Linked DNA regions of Homo sapiens: region 1 is linked to region 2. A link is a loop called in an ENCODE intact Hi-C map of the cell type or tissue named here. Cell type or tissue: ascending aorta. All regions are shown on one strand.

Region 1 (8,000 bases), 90 kb before region 2:
GTTCAGTTTGTTGCAGCATTGTTGTCATGTCTAATTTTTGTTTACGTTGCACTGCACAGCACTCTTTCGTATACTTAAGTAACCTTTCTTGTTCTGCACTGCTGAATGACAGCTCATTTATTCTAGGGTGGTAATTGCAGTGTAGCAGACCCAGGTGAGCAATGTAAAAAGTTGAAGCAGATAAAATGTATGATTTCTTTTATAATGGTATTGTGTGCTGTGTTCTCCTCATATAGATGCTTTTTGTTTACATAGAGAATATCTAGGAACAATCTACATGTTCTTCAAGATCTTTTAAAATAAATACTCTTTCATTTTTAAAAAAGATGTATTCTTGGCCAGGCGCTGTGGCTCATGCCTGTAATCCCAGTACTTTGGGAGGCCGAGGCGGGTGGATCACTTGAGGTCAGGAGTTTGCGACCAGCCTGGCCAACATGGTGAAACCCTGCCTCTACTAAAAAATACAAAAATTAGCCGGGCATAGTGGCACATGTTTGTAATCCCAGGTACTCAGGAGGTTGAGGCAGGAGAATCGCTTGAACCTGGCAAGCAGAGGTTGCAGCGAGCTGAGATCGCGTCACTGCAATCCATCCTAGACAACACAGCAAGGCTGTGTTTAAAAAAATAAAAAGACATAATTGCAAAAGAAGTATTTCACTTCACCCTTTATTATAGGACAGACCACAGTGCAAGCAAGAAGATAAATGGTTAACTTACAACTGACCTCTGATTGGAGAATACTAGAGAGTGGTGAAGACTGTGGCAAGCAGGAGGGCTCACCAACCTCCCAGATTTAACCCAGGCTGCATGTAGGAATGCAGACCCAGTGTTGCTAGGTCTCTGGAATTAAGTTATATTTAACTAGCCTGTGATCTCTAAGGCCTTCAATTATGAGGTTCAGCACCACTGGAAAACTGAGTCAGTTTAGTGCTTTATTTCACAAAGGCAAATTGATGGTCCTTTCTGACCCTAAATTCCCAGTTTTACTTAAACTATTTAGACAAATCTAAGAAGTGTGTGAAATAAATACAGTGGAGCTTGAGGATTTTTGTTGTTGATTTTCTGTCCTTTTATATTTCCTCCTTCCCTCTGAGGGTTCACATAGGAGCCTCCACAGCCAGAGGATTACTTTCAGAATTGGAGGCAAGATTATTTCTTGGAATTTTGGTCTGAGGAAAAATTATTTAGGTCACTTGGACACTTATGTTGTGCTTTCCCACAAAATTGTCTAGCATTTTCTTTAAGACATATGCATGACCACTGCCCAAACGAAATAAATCACCCTTTCTCTTAAAGGATCCAGACTATTAAATATGAAGAACATCAACTAATTTGACTAGCAGAATGTAGGCCTTCAGTGTTAACATAGCCTTTTTCTGTTATTGCATTTATCTGCCTTTGTTCTGAAGCCCCAGTCTAGTACCTTTCTTAATGCAGATCTCTTTGAGCATAATGTTTCCATTAAACCAGCCAGTGGATCTCATTTGCTCCATACATATTCATATTAGGAAATATTATTGTACAAAGTAAAAGATGCTAGTAAAAGATATGCTGGAACAACATTTCTGACAGTATTTGTTCTGTAGTTAATGCTCTGGGAGCCTTTTTCCTTCAAACTCTCTATTCCTAGTTAGGGCCTCATCATTTCTTGCCTGGATTATTGCAGTAGCTTCCAGGCTGGCTTCCTTTATGCCCTTCATAAGCATATGGCTGCCAGATTAATATTTTTTTCAACACAGCCCTGATCCTGTCATTCTACAATTGAGTTCCTCACAGTCTACCTGATACAGAGACAGAAGGAATGTGATAATACAAATAATAATGGTACTCACAACAACAATAAATGACTGGTCTTTGATATTTAATCTCTAATATCAATTGTCTTGAGACAACAAGGCTTTTTGAATTCAATATCAGAGGGTTTAACTGTGAGGTACTTGGCATGGGTCTGAATTGCATGTATATTGTATGACTGATTGAAAGAAGATTATCTGATACACATGAGAAGTGTGGAGGTGGGAGCTGACATTTTGTTAGAAGTGCATGCCTGGCATTTTGATATACTATTGCACCTCCTCAAATCTTTTTAACAGAAACAAACTACTTTGTGATGATAGAATAGCATAATACAGGACAGCGGAAAAATCTTAGTGCTTTTTGTTCTGGTTTTGATTTTGCAACTAAATATGTATGATAAATAGGAAATTAGTGCATTGGAGCATATGCATCTGTTAAAGCAGATTGACTGCTTGGTTATCACACTATAAACAACATTTTTGAAGAATTTTAAAATTTATAATCTCTGATATAATGTTAAATGAAAAATAAGATACAAAGCCACACATAAAGAGGGTTCACATTTAAGCACCATCACCTATACAAAACACACACGCACACAGTCACACACACACACATACACACAGTCACACACACACTTACACACAGATACAAGTATACATAGAAATACAAACCATGAAAATAAAGTTACCAAAACAGTTGTTATCACTAAAGTTTTGAACGAGTGTTTTTTATTTCTTTATTAACCTTGTTATTACTTCTCATATTTTCTACAATGAGTATCACTGTTTTTAGTTTTGTTTTTGTTTTTTAAATGGAGTCTCACTCTTTCTCCCAGGCTGGAGTGCAGTGGGGCTATCTTAGCTCACTGCAACCTCCACCTCTCGGGTTCAAGCAATTCTGCCTCAGCCTCCTGAGTAGCTGGGATGACAGGTGCCCACCACCACGCCTGGCTAATTTTTATATTTTTAGTAGAGACAGGGTTTCACTATGTTGGCCAGGCTGATCTTGAACTCCTAACCAGGTGATCTGCCTGCCTTGGCCTCCCAAAGCGCTGGTATTACAGGTGTCAGCCACTGTACCCGGCGTATCATTGTTTTAATGAATACACTGTCTTACACGAGGGCTTGCCTAGCTCTCTCAAAAGTCTAAGAAACAATGAATAATATTATTTTATTTAAACATTATTTAAAAACATGAAAACAGTGAATACAAAGTTGAACTCTCCTCTTACAATAATAAAAATTCTTCTTGAATAATTCTGTATCCTACCATTCCATGAATTGTATCCATGGAAAAGTGTATGTTTTTCTGATTCATTTATTTATTTGCTTCTAGGTTATTGGATGAAGAAATCTAGGAATAGAATGAATAACTGTATAGATTACACCTCTGATGCCTGGTGTGTGTGTGTGTGTGTGTGTGTGTGTGTTTCTTCCCTTGTGATTTTCTCTCCTTTTCCTGCCTAATAATGATGTAGCTGATCTGCTTATCATGTTCCTTTATTTCTATAATTCCAATTGTTGTAGATCCCATAGAGGTGTTCACTCTTGCTCTCTCTCTCTCTTCTCTCTCCCTCTCACACACACACAGATTAAATAGAGAAAATTAAGTAAAGAGAGGAAAATGAGGAATAATTTCATACTTTAATATATTCATTCATTCATTGCTCTTTGATAATTTTTTTCTTTTTTAATTTTATTTTTCCCTAAGTTATTGGGGTATAGGTGGTATTTGGTTACATTAGTAAGTTCTTTAACGGACATTTGTGAGATCCTGGTGCACCCATCACCTGAGCAGTATACACTGCACCATATTTGTTGTCTTTTTTCCCATGCTCCCCTCCCACTCTTTCCCTCAAGTCCCCAAACTCCATTGTATCATTCTTATGCCTTTGCGTCCTCATAGCTTAGCTCCCACATATCAGTGAGAACATACGATGTTCGGTTTCCCATTCCTGAGTTACTTCACTTAGAATAATAGTCTCTAATCTCATCCAGGTCATTGCAAATGCTGTTAATTCATTCATTTTTATGGCTGAGCAGTATTCCACTGTATATGTATACACCGTAGTTTCTTTATCCACTCATTGATTGATGGGCATTTGGGTTGGTTCCACGATTTGCTACTGTGAATTGTGCTGCTATAAACACACGTGTGCAAGTATCATTTTCGAATAATGACTTCTTTTCCTCTGGGTAGATACCCAGTAGTGGGATTGCTGGATCAAATGGTAAGTAGAGCTCTATGATGTTTTGATACTCTTCTATGGCATAGACTTAGTGCTCCCATGTTCTAAGTGTTATGAAAGGCTGAAGATAGGAATATTAGAACATGGCCCCCTTCCTGAGTTATATAGCTTAGAACAATGGTACTCAAACTTAAGAATGTGTAAGAATTACCTAGGCCATAGCACTTACACATGGAATATCAAGAGGGAGAACAGACTAGGAGAAGACGTTTGAATTCAGCTGCCCATGTAAAGTATAAAGAATTATTTTTACCCAGAATCTTGAAGGGGAAGGAACTGAGTCACACAGACAAGAATGTGCCTAAAGCAATTCAGCAGTTCAGAGTGGAATGAAAAGGACCCTGGTTCCCTGCTCTTAAGCCAGTGTTCTTTAGCTGGCTAGAACTCAGCTCTCTGTTTAAAAAATGAATGGGTTGCAGTGGAGCGCTGTGTTCCAAGTAGGATTTGTAAGACTTCTGGAATTCTGAAAAAATTCTACTGGTTTTCTGCCTGTTTCTCTGTCTATACTTGAATTCACTGAGGCCAAAAATGGTAACTTTTTACCCAGTAGCTGGCAACATTCCTGGTAATTAGAAAGTGATCAGTAAATGCTCAATGACTATCTGAATGATTGCATTTTTCAAAAAGAAATCTGAAGTCTAAATTTTGAGCCAACTAAACATCATATTTCTTTGGTTTTGGGTGGTTTGGGAAAAATCCAATGTGTTCTCTGAAAGGAAAACATATTTGGAGATATGATTATTTTTTTCTGTAAATAAAGTTACTTTGTTGTAAATATAAATATACATGCTCATTTTATAAAAGAAAATGAAAGGAGAAAAAAGAGCAAAATATCTGTATTGACACCACTCATAATTACCACTCATAATTTTTGTTTTGTTTTTCTTATTCACATATAGGACTTTTATCATGATATATGTATGAATTTATATCCTGTTATTTTTCTGAAACATTATAGCATAACAGGATTAAGTATCCTATTACCTCTACAGTTCCTGATATTTATAAAGATAAATTATGAAAATAATGTTTGAATGAGAAGGTTTTTCTGTTTATATGCTGTTCCAAAGAACCTTAGGTATCAGAATTTATCTGAGCCCAAAAACGTCCCTTAGGTACCTTAAGCTACCCAAATTCTTTGAATTCTTTCAATCAAATCCCCTAATTTTATAAAGAGGAAATTGAAACCCAAGAAACAATATAAGTGAATTTGTTTGAACCCAGGAATTTCAGTACTTGTTGTCCTAATTTAAAATTGTGTCCCAAAGAATATTTATCTTTGAATTTGTTGATGTTTGCTCTTTTAAAAAGGAAAGAAGAATAATAAACTAATTCCTCATTTTACCTTTAAAAGGAAGTTTCACTGGAGGAATAAGACCCAAATGAATGAACCCCCATCAGTCATTCGTATCCCCCAGCTGATGAGGATTTCAGCAGTTGTGCTGACACCTTGATCTTGGGCTAGCCACCCTCCCCTTGCTCTGCCATGGAGCTTGGTCACCTTGTACCATGGTCAAAATAATGGTGCTCTCTTTCAAAAGCCATCCTTAGATTTCCAGCTAATAGTGTGTAGAAAAGAGAAAACATAATTTTTTAGTACCCCAAATTCTAGGTTATCTACTGCACTGAATGATCTAAAATATCAAGTAGGCGCTTTCAGCAAAGCTGTTAGAAATATAAATAGAAAAAATAGGAAAGATTATTTGTGGGACCATTCAAACTAAGACTGTTGTTGTTCTCATTATTATTGTTGTTTTTAAAGGACACTGTCCATATATTGCAAGACATGTTGCCCACTGCCCTTCACCTATGGGATTATATAAACGCAATCCTATTTTTTAAATAGTTGTGCAGAAAATCGAGAAGGGAGCTACCTTAACTGTGTATTCAGTTCTTGAGTGACAAAGACAGGCGTGAGAGAGAGAGTCCCTTGCTTCCAAATCACCCCTCCTTTGCCTCACCCTTTTCAGGACAAACCGACTACCAGAAATGAATCTAACCCATGTGGTCACTACAGGATTTATCTGGGCATTTGCTGAACCTGCTCGCAATTTATTTTTATTTCTTCCGATAGACATGGATTTGGCACAGGGGAGTGAATTCTTTTTGAAGCAGCAGATGTGCCTGGTACACCCGTTTGCTGTAACCATTTGTGCTGTGGTTGAAAAAAATTTTTTTAAGAGTGCAGAATTGTTGAAGGGGGAGGGTTAAAAAACCAGAGCCATTTTAGTGATTATGCAAAGTTAGAATGTGAGTAATTTTGCTGCAGTTAGTCATTATGTGCTTTCATAGCTTGTTTTACAGGGATAAAGGGATGTGTACAGGTTTGGTGAATAGAGCTCTTATTTGTTCCTAATAGTCACTCTTCATGAAAACATTTTCTACCCTTCCTCCTACTCTGTGGCAAAAGTGCTCTCTCCTTGGAAATTATACCTTTCTGGGATCCATTCCTTTTATCCATCTACAATCAGTGGACAGACAACTCCATTTTGAAGAACAAATACGTTAGAAGAAGAATTTTTTTCTCCTATACAATCTACAGTGTAACTGATACACATTCAAATCATCGTAATACAGTGATCATTATAAAATGAGAGTGTTTTCTGCAAAGAGGAAAAAAAAAACTGAGCAAACATCTAGTGACTTTGTTAGGAGCTTAATGTGCTCTAAATATGATGTCCTTCAAATATTTTATTTGAAATATTTGATAGGTCTTAGAAAATTTTGCTCATGGAATTCTCTGAGAACTGTAACACACCACCTATTCCTTTTTCGCTTTGCTTTCGGTCACCCAAATTTTTTTAGAAATATGTGAACGAGGGTCTGTTTGTTTCCACTGAAGCAAATATAGCCACTTGCTCACACTGGTGGCTTCTTTTACTGAAGTCCGTGAATATGTTAGAAACTCTTGTATGAAAATACAGCAACCCAATTTGTCCCTATTGAGCCTACTTTGTGATTTCCATGCCCTGCTGCCTGGTGTGTATACACTGAGATCCACTTTGTTAAAGAACAAAACTGGGTTTGTTACTTTTTTGTAGGCTTATTATTAAGTCTGAGCATTCTGGTGTGAGGTTAGGAACGCTGGTTTCAGACTCTGGAAAACAGAGTTCTAATCCTGACCCTCTGAAGACCTTCTCACTTTGGGCAAATCTTTCCTGAGCCTTGTTTCCTTGAGGAAAATGTAGAGATGTGTGATATTCACATTTCTTACGCCCTACAGTTATGTGAGGAATACTGTATGTTTCAGTTATGCACAGATAAATTAGTTATTTCTTCTCAAAGAATCCTCTGTTAAAAATTATTCCCCAAATAGCTCTTTTTCGACACTTGTCTCAAGGTGGTCACATTTTAATTTCTGCCACTGATACACAAATTTCAGTGATAAGAAACCCCTGAATGACTTGAGAGTTTCCTGAGAGATGGGATCCCACCTATTTTATTATCTTTTGTCTTTTTATGGCTTCCGAGTAGCAGTAAAAGATAGGAATGGTTGGTTCTATTACAGTAGTTGATTATAACCAAAAACTAGTGAACCACACTCTCCAAATGTCCTGCTACCTACAGCTAAGAAACCCAATGTTTATAAACTAACTCAGAACTTTTAAAATTAGATTGAACTACAGAACCCTCTATCATACTTAAATCTTCTTAGATGAATGGTGCACAAAACTGATGGGGGATGGGAAGTGTGGGCAATTCTGTTACCGAACTATTTCCCTTATTGTTTCATTTGATTAAACACTTCTCTCTTGTATGGAATTTGCCAATAATACATTATTGAAAAAACTGATTTCAATAATATGTTATTGAAAAAACTAATTTATTGAATAAAAACATATGGAAAAATCTCTTTGCTAGACCCTAAGGATGGAAAGCCCAAATTTCTACCCACATGGAGTTTAGAGAGGAAAGGAACACTAAATAAGTAATTGCAAAACAAGACGTAAGG
Region 2 (8,000 bases):
TGTGTGTGTGTGTGTGTGTGTGTGTGTGTGTGTGTGTGTGTGCGCGCGCGCATGTTTAGTTGCTGTTGAAAATATTTGACCACTATGAGGAACTGGTAAATTTGCCTGTGCTCAGGAATACATTACATGGATGCTCTGGTTAGTCACTTTGTACTTTACATCTGACTTTTCCTCCATCAGAGACAAAATTAATAATAAACAATTTTTAAGATTTTGGATAAAAACCTTATTAAAATGCATGGCATATTTTTCTTTTTTCTTATGGGGCTATTCTAAGCATTTGAAACCTTTTGATGACTCAGGGTCATCACCATGACCATCTATTGTTATGCTCTGCTGAAACTCAGTAATTTTTTCCTCCTATCCCCCCAGGCTGTCAGCGGCCATCTCTGCTGTCACTGTGCTGCCTTTCACAGTCTTTCCCACTACCTTCTAAAGTTCATTGGTTTTAATCTCCTCTGGTATGAGGAAGAAACAGCAAAATTGTCATTAGAATCATTGGTGAATAGGAGTCAACAAACATTCACTAGTGGCCCAAAGGAGCACTCATCAGAGGAAAAAATGTTGTTTTATTTTGAAAAATTGCTATTTTATAAACCCAGAGCTGCTACTCCCCCTTCTTTTCTTCTCCGTTCTCTTTCTTCATCTTTTTCTTTCCTTTCCAACCTTCATGAAAACTGGAAATATGGACTATGACTTCATATGCTCTTACTTACCCTCTGCTGGGATTTTGTTCTGAAATTGTAACAATTAGAGGAGTGTTTCTAAATTGGATCGCTTCAGATTGTCTCAGTTCTCTGTGACTTTAAGAACAAGCTGATTTGAAGCCACATACTGTTGGCAGCTTTCATCCATTTATTTGGACTATCAAGCAAGAATGCTCACAATCTTTCATATGAAAGAAGACATCTTTATTTCCAGTTCACACTCTTCATAATAAGAAGGGTATTTGAAATAAAGCCAAAAAGCATAACTTACTTCTCTAACTTCATATTTCAGATGCCTGCAATAGTGGGAGAACATTTTTTTACTACCCCACCTTACCCTCAAATCAGTAGCAGAAAATAACAGTGATGCATTCAGACAGCAAAAAGAGAAAATAATAATTTTATTAAGTTTACAGGAAAGGTCTCAGCTTTCTTAAAAGCCTATCTTTAGGAAGTAAGTAACTGGAGCTGCACACCCAACAGAGGAAGATGACTTTACTTATCATTTACTTAGAAATTATCTTTGAAAGGATCATTGTGCTGTTGTTAGCAAAAAGGAGCTTCTGTAAATGTCACCTCAAACTTTGAAATCTGGGAAAGTCTCATTATGAAACGCAAGTTTTATCTTTCATACTCAGCGCTGGAGCACTGAGTATCCTTGCATTCATGAAGACTTTCTGGTACAGAGTAAACGGAGCTGGGAGCATAAGTGAGAATGCAGCTCCAGCTGACAGACCCCCAGCTCTATCTTCCCAGGTGCATTTCCTTTTTTTTTTTTTTTTTTTGTGAGACAGAGTCTCGCCCTGTCACCAGGCTGGAGTGCAGTGGCATGATCTCTGCTTACTGCAATCACCGCCTCCTGGGTTCAAGTGATTCTCCTGCCTCAGCCTCTCGAGTAGCTGGGACTACAGGTGCACACCACCATGCCCAGCTACTTTTGTATTTTTAGTAGGGATGGGGTTTCACCATGTTGGCCAGGATGGTCTCGATCTCTTGACCTCGTGATCCACCCACCTTGGCCTCCCAGAGTGTTGGGATTACAGGCGTGAGCCACCGCACCCGGCCGCATTTCCCTTTTGTACACTAGGAGCTACCGAGTACCAGAAGTCTTTGTTAGGATGCACAGTTCTTTGCTCACTCTGCCTGGGACAGTGGCTCAACATCTCCAGTCCCCTTTGAGTTACCTCCAGAAGGTTCAGGAAGAGCCTTTCCCTCCAAAATGTTCATAGCATTTGATCTACCTTCTCTAAGATAAGCAGCTTTTGTCACATTGTACCTAGGGTAAAGATTTGTAATGCCTTAACTCTATGCCATCTGTATGCTTCCTGCGGACAGGATATGCTTCTAATTTATCAGATTCCCTTAAGAAACTACACCATGATGCACTTCTCAAAGTATGCTCTTAACTAATACTTATGGGAGGAAAAAAGGAAGGAGAAGGAAAAGGAGGGAGGAAGGAAATCGTGTAATTGCAGAAAGTTTATGTCTGGGACCCTTGTGTAATAATGTTAAATAATACTTTGACTTTTACGCCATTTTTCTATATACAAAATTCTTTCACATCTATTTTCACCACTATCCTGATATTGTTTGCATGATGTGTAGTATGTATGTTTTTAATGTGTGTGCATATTGTTTGTCTCTCACACATACAGCAGCCCCAACACTGACAAATCCAAATTCTATGAGTACAGGGAGTTTGTTGTGTTCACTGCTGTATCCCCAGCACCTTGAACAGCACCTTTCAAGGAGGAAGAACCTAATTCATGTTTGTTAGAAGAATGAATGACAATATTGTCTTATTTGATCTTCACCATAATCCCGTGAAGTGAATACCGTATTCATACTGTATCCTCGTTTTTTTGCAGATGGCAAAACTGAGGCCTTGAGACCTGCTCAGGTTTGCATAGCTAGTTTTTGGCCATGGCAAGATTTGAATTCAGGTTTTTCTATTTCCTTATTCTCTCCTTTTTGTCTTCTGGGAATTTGCTATATTAATAGCAAAGCAAGAAATGTCACACAAAGAAAAATTGTTTCCAATTTTAAATTCATGATGCATATGCAAGAAATTACTGACTTTTCAATCCAATGGTAACACAGATTGTGTGATTTTTAGGAGGAAGAGCCTTTCTTTTCCATCTCTTGCGTTTATTAGCATATGTGTCAGTGCACACACATCTACACCGTGCAGCTCTCACCTTGTACTTTTCCAGTCTGAATTCGTTTTGTAGGCTGTCCCTGCCCTGACTATCCCAGGTGCCTATCAGGGCTGTGTCTTGGTCAGGCTAAGGCCAAGCAACAGGCACCAGCATTTGTTATGGTTACCTTGGCAAGTGAATGGGGTTTGAGGGAAGCTGGAGAGCAGGCATTTCAGGAGTAGAACTAGGCCAGTCTGTTTTTGTAAAAAGTTGATATTCACCCTAATTGTAGCTCATGTTGGCAAGCGGAGTAAACACCCATGCAAATTACTAAGTTGTACTGAATGTCCAAGGATGTCAATAATCATCTTGAAATCCAAATAAATATATTTTTTACTGAAACGGAAGCCAGGCACCACATGCAGTTTCTCTCTGTCACTGGAGACAGATTTGGCACATATGCATGAGACAGAGAAGGGCAACTCTTCAGGCCCTAATGCACACAGGAAACTAGGGATGTGTATATCATACTTGGCAGCAAAATAGAGGTGGGGCAGCCATCACTTTCTGTTCTCAAGCACCTCTCTTTTTTCCTATATTTTAAAACAGGATGACCACAAAGAAGAATAAGGTATACAGTAGCATAGGATCCTAAATTAAAGCATGAGGGAAAGCTAGCATTAGTTTTTCATCTAAAGTCCATTTGGGTAGGAATGAGTCAGTGCAAAACTGTACAAAGGTGATCTTAAGTCACATGTTATGTTACCGACTCTGTGGCAATGGCTGTGAGTAGTCCAGGAACTCTCCAAGGCCTATTTTTAAATTCACTTAGACCAAGCATAATGAGGTAAAGGGATGTCTATACACATTCTCAAGTTTAGTTCTCTGACCGTGAGTCAGACTGTGGGCCATGGACCTGGGCGTCTCAGTGGTAGCAGGACTCATTTTTTCCCCTTTTCTTTCTCATAAATGACTTAGGAGACACATTGGAGAACCCTATGTGCTCCTTTTACTGGAATTATCTTTTAAGGAAGTACTGATTTCACCTCCTGTACATGGTTTGCTGAGATGGCCTATTGGGGTTTCCCACCAGTCCACAACTGGAAGTTTCTATTTGCACATTTTGACTGCTAGTTCTATATTTAGTCAAAAGCCTGCCTTTTGCCTGGTTTCTTAGGGAAATAGTCTGTAGGAGTTGCTGTGTCCATTTGCCTTGTTCACTTGGGTATTTATTTGACTGTATACCCTGATTATTTCCTAAATTAACAAAAAGGCACAGGGCCCCAAATGAAGGAAGACCCCTTGTAATTTGTTAAAAAATAAGTTTATGAAAATGTGTCGTCAGGAAATCAGAGTTGTGTTGCGGGGTGGGGAGCATGATATACATTTGTGTTTGTATGTTTCTAATTGTCTACAGATTTATGGCCTACTGTAACAAAGCCATTGTAAGTGTACAGTGGGAGGGTCAAGAAACCTTATTCTATGGATTCAAACACATTATGCATACAATTTACACGTAGGCACAAAAATATCCCTTCAAAGACCCTCCAATAAGCTATGGTATAGTTGAGGAAACACTAGACTTGAAGTCGGGAAACCGGAGTGTTGTCATTTTAATCTCAGGCTATATCTTTACATGAACAAGAGAACTTTGTGTTATTTTTCATATTCGAACTCTTTGTGCTGAAGATTCTGCAGTCAAACTGCAAGACACATACGCATTGGCTGATCAGAAATGACATAACCATTCTTACTGCACTGAGTTGATATTCAGTCAATAAACAGTCTAATCTCGGTTAAATGTTTGCATATTTTTAGACTTTTAAAAATTTGAAATCAGCCTCTCAAGTTCCATTAGACAGTTTTATCACGGACACATCAAGTTCCATGTACAACAGGCTGAGAACCATTAAGCTACAAAATTTCTAAAATTTTCTCCAGGTTCTCAGTTGCTAAATTCTCTCTTGAACATTTTTGGGGATAAAAAACTGGCAGAGAAAAAGAAGAAAGTACACCTTTTTACATTATGAAACACCTATGTTCACCTTATCCATGGAGTTATGCCAGTGACCTAATGCCTATTAAGTTCTTCCATGTTCCAAAGGTCTTTCTGTACTTGAAAACTCATAGGTGAGTCAGGTCCTTCACTGATAGCTTATAGCTAAAAACCACTTGGGAGAGGGGCTGTCCAGGTCTTATGTCAAAACTTTGTCCCATACGCTGTTAGTGTTAGAAATGGAGCCGTCAGCAAATAGAATCTGTTGTTTCATTTAATTACTTTTCAATATGCCATTACCAGAAATTTTTATGTAAATACATATTTTATTCCCTGAGGCTTGTCAATCTGAGACCAAAATTATACAACACTGAAAAAAAAAAAAACAAAATTTTCTTTTTACTAGTTCTCTCCCTGTGTTACTGTGTCATCTCTCATGCATGGTATAGGATGATGATGGTGCTCAAACTTAGCCAAAGACTCTTTTGTTGGTATTCAATTGGCAGAATTAATGAAACAAATATTTTAAGATCCCTGAATATGTGCTAAAAGCATATAACTACACTACTGGCTAGTCAGTAATTGGTGCCTCAGAAGAGTTAGGTATTTATTCATTTACCAAATACTTATATGTCAAGCACTGTTCCATGTGTTTTCTTAACCCATGTCATTGTTAAAACAACCCTTTGAAATGTGGGTACTGTGATTATTTCCATTTTGCATTGAGGAAGCTGAGGCACAGAGAAAGTAAGGAACCTGCCCAAGGTCATACTATCAATTGTAGTGGTGCAAGACAGTGGGCTCTGAAGTATGTTCTCTCTATGACGACACTGTGCTCTGAGGGAGTGAGAGAAGGAGGACATTGTTTGGGGCCCAGTGAATTAATGAACAAGATATCTGACTAGGATCTGAAGACTAGCAGAATTGACCCTACAGAGAATGTTTGACCCTACAGAGAATGGCTGGCTGTTGGTGTTCACAGCCGTGAGCATAGTGTGGTCCACAGCCTCGGTGTGGAAAATGGTCTCTGTGGTTGAATTGAGAGAAGAGCAAATGAACTGGTCTGGAATAGGGTGTACACGTAAGTAGAAGATAAGATTGAAAACAAATTTAGTGCCAAAATCTGAGGGACCTTGAGCCCCATGCCAAAGAGTCTGTATACCTTATCTAATTTGTTTAATGGGGCCACTAGGCAATTACGGGTCCGGGACCCGCATGGCAAGAATGCCTTCCATCCACAGCAGCCCTTGATGTGAGGTCAGAAAGCTAACTGCTAAACTTGCAGTCCTGAGGGAACACCCTCAAATGGATAAACCCAGCTAAGCAAGCTGGACCATTTCCTTGGGAATTATTCACCTCTCAATCAAAGAAGGAAACTTCCCAAATTCAATCCATTTGCCTTAACGTGGTGTCCCATTACCACGAATACTGAGTTGTATACATTCTTCCCTAGCTCCCTTGAACAAGCTTCTCTACTACTTTTCTTAAAAAAAAAATTACCCATTTATGACTTATTTATTATTTATCCCCTTCCTATAAGGGAATGTCCACTCTTTGAGATCCTCATTCTTCCTCCATCATGATGATGTGATGATGTAATGATGTAGTCAAGGCGCTTCCCTGGCCTAATGTGTATGAGGGCAGGCTTTGAAGTTTGACAGTCTTAAAGCTAGAGTGGTGTCATGCATTGCTCACCTCTCTAATCCCAGATTTCCTCCTCTGTATAATGGGATAAATACCTTTCCTATGAACATTTTCAGATTTTTAAATATTAATAATTCATATGAAATACTCAGCCCAGAGCTCTGTACAAAATATATTACTCAATAAATGTAGCCATTGATATTATTAATAATATTATTAAATATTGAGAATGAATTCTACCAAAGTGCATGGCACTTCCAGTGGCTGATTCTGTTTTATGTAGCCACAGGCCTTTACCAAAGGCAATGGCAATAAAGAGAGGGCACAGCAAGATCTATACTCCTTTAAACTAAGGTAACCCACTTCAGTTAGTCCCCACAGCTTCTCTTGCAACTCTTACCCTATTAGCTGTTTCTGGGGAGAAATTTAATGGGCATAGATACTGGGTGGATAGACCATACCCCAGTGATACTCCAGAGAGTGAAAAAGAGAAGTTAACACAGGGCGTGACTTCCTATGTTTAACTTGCAGTTCTTATCTTACGTTGCCCATCAGAATTATCTGTGGCATATTCTAACCATATTCTTCCTAGGCCTCACCCCTAGAGATACTGAATTAATTGTTCTTGTGGGTAGAGTCACTGTTATGCTTTAAGCTTCCCAAGTGATTCTGATGGGCAGCCAAGACTAAGAATCTATGATTTAGATAGAAGATGGGAAGCCGAGGGAGGCCATGGGAAAGCTCTGATGGTGAGTATGGGAAGAATCAACATAAAACAAGCACTCAACAAGTGTGCATCTAGTTGAAGCCTTGCTTCTCCTGCATTTGTTATCTCAGTGTGCTATTTAAAAGCAGCACAAAAAACAAGGAGTGAAGACCTTGATATCAAGGATGTGAAAGCTACTTCTAATCTTCAAACAGATATTAGGCAGGGGCTTTAAGACTTCAACTTGAGAGAAAAGCTAAGGCACCTGGTATGTGTGTGCTCAAGTGAAATATTTGTGCTGACTGAGGGCTTCAATGTCAGGCTGTCTGAAAGGACACAATATCAACAGCTTTGCTGTGCTTGTGTATGAGTCTTTAAATGAATATATCTGGTTATAGCTTATCTCTTTTCTCCATGCTCCCTCATTTCCAATTTCCAGGTAATGGAGATCATCTAGTTCGGTTTCAGCTGCTTTATTTTGCAGATGAGCAAACCCAGTGATGCCTGTGATCTAGATGGAGGCAGATTTCCTCTCTCCCCCACCCTGGTATACCATAGTCTGTTCTAATGCTGGGATCAAGGATGAAAGTGCTAATTTGGGAGTGTCCCCCACTTTCTTACTAGCTGATATGGTTTGGCTTTGTCCCTACCCAAACCTCATCTTGAATTGTGATCCCCACATGTCAAGGGAGGGAGGTGATTGGATCGTGGGGGCCCTTCCCCCATGCTGTTCTCTTCATAGTGAGGGAGTTCTTATGAGATCTGAGATTTTTAAGGCAGTTTTCCTTGCTCTTGCTCGCTTCTCCCTC

What was found. Peaks named below come from ENCODE experiments on the same cell type or tissue, not always from the same donor. Only the 100,000 strongest peaks of a DNase experiment are listed, where the experiment ranks them.
Region 1: it touches region 2 in a loop (2.0-fold over the local background); 4 of 110 quality-filtered maps call a loop at or near these places.

The regions. Positions count from the first base shown.
Region 1 is chr3:188,589,955-188,597,954 of GRCh38, forward strand. All of the region lies in intron 6 of LPP (LIM domain containing preferred translocation partner in lipoma), which reads left to right. Among named protein-coding and RNA genes, the nearest start is that of LPP-AS1, 25 kb to the left of the region's middle. In ascending aorta, no CTCF peak of the experiment used is centred here; a DNase peak (open chromatin) is centred at 4,426; H3K27ac peaks cover 4,755 bases.
Region 2 is chr3:188,679,522-188,687,521 of GRCh38, forward strand. The region is part of intron 7 of LPP (LIM domain containing preferred translocation partner in lipoma); the gene reads left to right. Among named protein-coding and RNA genes, the nearest start is that of MIR28, 5.3 kb to the right of the region's middle. In ascending aorta, no CTCF peak of the experiment used is centred here; a DNase peak (open chromatin) is centred at 3,730; H3K27ac peaks cover 7,352 bases.